Regions from separate parts of the Homo sapiens genome. Here region 2 is linked to region 1. Evidence: read pairs that join two places in POLR2A ChIA-PET (ENCODE). Cell type or tissue: GM12878. All regions are shown on one strand. Each heading gives the region's core, and the rest is flanking DNA. Links, peaks and the distances in the headings are about the cores only.

Region 1 (2,907 bases), core at 292-2,791:
ATCCACCCACCTCAGCGTCCCAAAGTTCTGGGATTACAGGCGTGAGCCACCGTGCCCAGCTAGACATTACTTTTTTTTTTTTTTTTGAGACGGAGTCTTGCTCTGTCGCCCAGGCCGGACTGCGGACTGCAGTGGCGCAATCTCGGCTCACTGCAAGCTCCGCTTCCCGGGTTCACGCCATTCTCCTGCCTCAGCCTCCCGAGTAGCTGGGACTACAGGCGCCCGCCACCGCGCCCGGCTAATTTTTTGTATTTTTAGTAGAGATGGGGTTTCACCTTGTTAGCCAGGATGGTCTCGATCTCCTGACCTCATGATCCACCCGCCTCGGCCTCCCAAAGTGCTGGGATTACAGGCGTGAGCCACCGCGCCCGGCCGACATTATTTTTTAAAAGTCCTGAGTCATACTGACAATTAACAGTGTGCTATACAGACTTCAAAAGAGCAACATTTTTTCCTTAAAAAAAAAAAAAACTTTACAAAACCTTCTTCTGCATTACTTTTAAGAAAGTAAAAAACAGTGAAAGTGAAAAATCAATGAAATTTCAAACTCAGAAACAGACAAACGCATCAGCAATTAAAATGTAGATCTTCGGAACACAAAGTTAATGCAAACAATCTCTGAATGTAGCTCTGACAAACAAATCCAGCTTCCAAGGAAGATTCTTATGAACGTTATTTGCCACTAAGAGGGTAGTTCACAACAGGGAGGGAGCATTCCAGCCCTTGCCTCTGTGGCATTAGCAACTCTGATTCCTGTGACACAGTTCAAAGAAAGAGTTGGATTTCTTTTTTTTTTTTGAGACGGAGTCTTGCTCTGTTGCCCAGGCTGGAGAGCAGTGGCACGATCTCGGCTCGCTGCAACCTCCGCCTCCTGGGTTCACGCCATTCTCCTGCCTCAGCCTCCTGAGTAGCTGGGACTACAGGCACCTGCCACCATGCCAGGCTATTTTTTTTTTTTTTTTGTATTTTTAGTAGAGATGGGGTTTCACTGTGTTAGCCAGGATGGTCTCGATCTCCTGACCTTGTGATCCACCCACCTCAGCCTCCCAAAGTGCGCCACCGCGCCCGGCCGGATTTCTTTTGTATTTCTTTCCTGCCCCAGTATGATCTGCAAGAAAGATAGTGGATTTCTTCAAGGACCCCTTTCTGGGAGTTCTGTGGAGCCACTGTGAATAAATAGACTTGGTGTCCCTTATTGCTGAGGGTGGAGTAAACTCACTTATTAGCTGGTTTTGGCATACACCTCTCAGCTCTTCTATCTCAGTTCCTCTTCTATCTTTTGAGAGTGAGTGCATATTTTGTTCTGCTTTTTCTTGTTGGGTACTTTTCAGAGGCCTATCCCCTGCAGAAGGTGCTGCAGTTTGAATGTTCTAGCCCTTATTTTGGGCTAGAACACTGATCATGTTGCTGTCAACCATTGCATTTTTTTTTTTTTTTTTTGAGACGGAGTCTCGCTCAGTAGCCCAGGCTGGAGTGCAGTGGCGCGATCTGGGCTCACTGCAACCTCCGCCTCCCAGGTTCAAGCAATTCTTTGCCTCAACCTCCAGAGTAGCTGGGATTACAGGCTCACACCACCACGCCCGGCTAATTTTTTGTATTTTTAGTAGAGACAGGGTTTCACCATCTTGGCCAGGCTGGTCTTGAACTCCTGACCTCGTGATCCACCCGCCTCGGCCTCCCAAAGTGCTGGGATTACAGGGGTGAGCCACCACGCCCGGCACCACTGCACTTAAGTATGTAAGCCTCAAAATTAGTAACAGAAATATTTCATCCTAACTCTCCTGTCCTCTCTCTTTTATTGAATTATTACCATTTACTGAGGGATTATGGTGTGCCAGGCACATCATAAGCAACTCCCATATAATCTCAAAAGGGACTTACAAGGAAGGCATTGTAATTATCCCTATCTTATGGGTAAGAAACCTGAAGAATGGAAAGGTTTACAAATTCAAACACCTGCACACGGGGGTTGAATGCCAGAGAGGCCTGATGGAAGGCTTACAGTAAGATTCTAAGGATGAGATGAAAATTACTCAATTAGGAGATATCTCTGTAGCCAGCTTCAGCTGGTCCTTGCTCCTGACCTACAGCTAATTCCTTTGGCTTCTCGCTCTTTTTCTTTTGTTTTTTTTTTAAAGACAAGATCTCACTCTGTTGCCCAGGCTGAAGTGCAGTGGCCCGATCACAGCTCACTGCAGTCTCAACTTTCTGGGCCTGAGGAATCCTCCCACCTCAGCTTCCAGAGTAGCTGGAACTACAGGTGCATGCTACCACACTTGGCTAGTTTTTTATTTTTTATCTTTTCTAGGGACAGGGGTCTTGCTATGTTGCCCACGTTGGCCTCAAACTCCTGACCTCAAGTGATCCTCCTGCCTCAGCCTGCCAAAGTGCTGGGTTTACAGGTGTGAGCCACAGTGCCTGGCTGGCTCCTCACTCTTTACACACCTAGATTCATAACGAAAATGTAGGTACTAAAAGCAAACAGACAATTCCATCTATATCATCAAATTAAATCATTTCAGATAAACTTTTTTTTTTTTTGAGACGGAGTTTTGCTCTTGTTGCCCAGGCTGGAGTGCAATGGCGTGATCTCATCTCGCTGCAACCTCTGCCTCTTGTGTTCAAGCGATTCTCCTGACTCAGCCTCCCGAGTAGCTGGGATTACAGGCATGCGTCACCATGCCCGGCTAATTTTGTATTTTTCGTAGAGACAGGGTTTCTCCATGTTGGTCAAGCTGGTCTCGAACTCCTGGCCTGAGGTGATCCACCCACCTTGGCCTCCCAAAGTGCTGGGATTACAGGCGTGAGCCACCACGCCCGGCCTCAGATAAACATTATTTTTAAGAAAACAAAGAAACTATCTTATCCCTAGCAGAATATATACTACTACATGTTTGAAACAAAGGA
Region 2 (2,907 bases), core at 209-2,708, 210 kb before region 1:
CACACACAGCACTAATGGTACTTTCTTCTTGTTGTTGTTATTTGTTTTCCCTAGCAAGGAGCCCTGCATTTTAATCTGCACTGGGACCCACATATTATACGGTCAGCCTGCAAACAACCCTCAATGCTCCTAGCCCAGTGTCACCACGTGAAGCACCTGAGTCCTGTGAGCAAACCTCAGGAAGATGCTGCCTGGTCCCTGCTGGGCAGTTACCTCCTGGGCTTTCTCAGGGAGCTTCTGAGCCACAGTCAGGTCTCCTAGGTCGGGGGCCTGACTCTGTGGCCTCACCCGAGTGCCTTTTTTTTTTTTTTTTAAGATGGAGTCTTGCTCTGTGCCCCCCAGGCTGGAGAGCAGTGAATGGCATGATCTCGGCTCACTGCAACCTCTGCCTCCTGGGTTCAAGCGATTCTCCTGCCTCAGCCTCCCATATTGCTGGGATTACAGGCGCCCGCCACCATGCCGAGCTAATTTTTGTATTTTTAGTAGAGACTGGGTTTCACCATATTGGCCAGGCTGGTCTCAAACACCTGACCTTGTGATCTGCCGGCCTCGGCCTCCCAAAATGCTGGGATTACAGGCGTGAGCCACCAGGCCTGGCTTCGAGTGCCCTTTCTAACCTGTCTTTGGGCAAGGAAGTCTTATTTTTCCTGAGGCTGGCCGCATGAAAATGAGCTAATTCCCGGCAGAGGATGACTCTCCACCGCTATTGCCTCATGATTACTCACTCATTCAATAATCAGTACTATGGGCCTCTGTCATGCCCAGGCACTGTGCTGGCGATAAAAAAGATGAATAAGGCACGAACCCTCCCAGGTGGCAGCTACAGCCCTGTGGGGAGGCAGTACACACACCCCACATGGAGTGATCTCCGTTCTAAGAGAGAAACGCAGGCAATTCTCTGGAAGCAAAGGAAGTCATTTCCGCCTTTGGAGGTGGGTGGAGGAAGAGGAACCTGTACCTGCTCTGTGAAAGTGCCTTCACTCTGACATTTATTCCCAGCCAGTGGGTGGCACCAAGGAAATGGCTTGGGGGAACTTTAGTAAGTTCCAGCTCCCAGGCCATCACAAAAAGAAGGCAGTTTCCAAGCAAAACCAGCATGCTTGCTATGCAGGTACAGCCTAAAGACAAATCTCCCAACACTCTCTCCAATGGATTATAGCCCAAAGCATCTCTATATATAGAAATTCTAGAGCTTCCACTTTTTTTTTTTTTTTAAAGAAGGTCTCACTCTGTCACCCAGGCTGCTCTCCTGGCTTCCTGTGCCCCATCCTCCAGTGTTTGTTACAAGGTCATCTTTTTTTTTTTTTTCCTTTTAGAGGAATCTTTCACTTAGAAATATCTTTGAGATTTTTTTGCTAGAGCCTCCTAACATTCAAAGTAAAGTCAGCTTTTACTTGTTAAAAAGGGATACTCACAGGTATTCTGCTCTTTCTCCGTGTGGGTAGGAATTTCCCCCTGGGCACTTCTGTGTCCTTAAAATAACAATACTGCCTGTGCAAAACCCACTCCACACTTGAGGGGTGCTGAGCTCCCTGTTATCAGTTACCGGATCTCTGTTTTTAGTAACTGAGTGTTAAGCAAAGCCTCCTGCTTAATTAATGGGTCTATCTTAGCAACCCATCCTGGTATAGAGCTTCTTCCCAATCCCTGTGACTCTAGGGATCCCACACATCATAGGACTTCCTCTGGACTCCCCAAGGATCAAAGCTTCCTGCCAGCCAGGGATTGTCACCAAATCCCATGGATCAGGGGCTGAATACAAGGAGAGTTCAAAGGTAAAGTTACAGGAGCCTCTGTCGGGGGCAGGATATAGGCAATCCCACAGCGGAAACCTCTCATTATGAGTTCAGCACACCTGCTGTTCATCCCCCAACTGTATCAGGCCCAAGGACTCCAGGGCAAGGTGGAGTGGGTATGGCTGTGAGTAGGCTGGGTGCGTCTCATTCACAGGAAAGCTAGTTTAGCTGCTTGCAGTCAGTGGTTGAAACAAACACTTTCACCATCTGAGAAGCTTAGGCCAAGGATATCTTAAAGAAGTACCCAGACTCCTGGTCTGAAAACTCTTTGGAAGGGAGTGGCGTTCAGATTCTTTATCAAAAGAATTTAGAGAGCGCATGTGACACACACACACACACACACACACACACACACGGTCTCCCTCTCTCTTCACACATACACACACACACACACGGTCTCCCTCTCTCTACACACACACACACACACACACACACACACACACACACACACGGTCTCCCTCTCTCTTCACCCTCCCTCTTTCCAGGCGCCAGTTGGCCTGAAACACACAAAGCTGAAGCTTCAGGGACAAGGGCAGTCTTTAGGGTTAGACGTGGCTCAGAAAGGACCAGAAGAGGCTTGGCAAACTGAAAAGGGAAGGTGTGAGTAAAAGACTGCCTTGGGCACACAGGTGCACATTCAATGGAAAAGCAGGAAGACAGTGTTTGACTCTTTCAATGAGCTTGACCTGGAACATTTGCGGAGTGGTTGTATCTTTAAGATCAAAAGAAGAAATAAATGGCAAATATCTTTCTTCTCTTTACTTCCTAAATTGATTTGTTTGATTATAAAAACCATATTACCACAATCCAGAATATATGAAAATAGAGGAAGAAAAAAGGCTCTAGTTAGACTACCTCTCTAACACAAGCTCCATGAGTAAAGACGGTAATGAGTAGATTCATTTACACTTAAAAATTATTTTAATATTTTAAAGGTCATTTACATTTCAAGGTGTTTTTTACTACTGGAACTTGGTGAATGAAATGGCTATTCTGTTCTTATTGTGTGAGATCAACAAAACACAACATGAATGGTCAAAAATAAGACATTTACAGAAAAAGGACTCTGGACACGGTGATCTAGCAGAGGTTTTTCCATCTATAACTTCTT

The links. Peaks named below come from ENCODE experiments on the same cell type or tissue, not always from the same donor. Only the 100,000 strongest peaks of a DNase experiment are listed, where the experiment ranks them.
Region 2: POLR2A ChIA-PET joins it to region 1 with 5 read pairs; 3 of 35 experiments call an interaction of 5 or more read pairs at or near these places.

What each region holds. Positions count from the first base shown.
Region 1 is chr16:68,863,809-68,866,715 of GRCh38, reverse strand. All of the region lies in intron 3 of TANGO6 (transport and golgi organization 6 homolog), which reads right to left. Among named protein-coding and RNA genes, the nearest start is that of TANGO6, 22 kb to the right of the region's middle. In GM12878, for the core only: no CTCF peak of the experiment used is centred there; a DNase peak (open chromatin) is centred at 1,273.
Region 2 is chr16:69,071,367-69,074,273 of GRCh38, reverse strand. All of the region lies in intron 17 of TANGO6 (transport and golgi organization 6 homolog), which reads right to left. Among named protein-coding and RNA genes, the nearest start is that of HAS3, 33 kb to the left of the region's middle. RefSeq lists enhancers at 1-459, 460-1,178, 1,179-1,896, 1,897-2,616. In GM12878, for the core only: no CTCF peak of the experiment used is centred there; no DNase peak of the experiment used is centred there.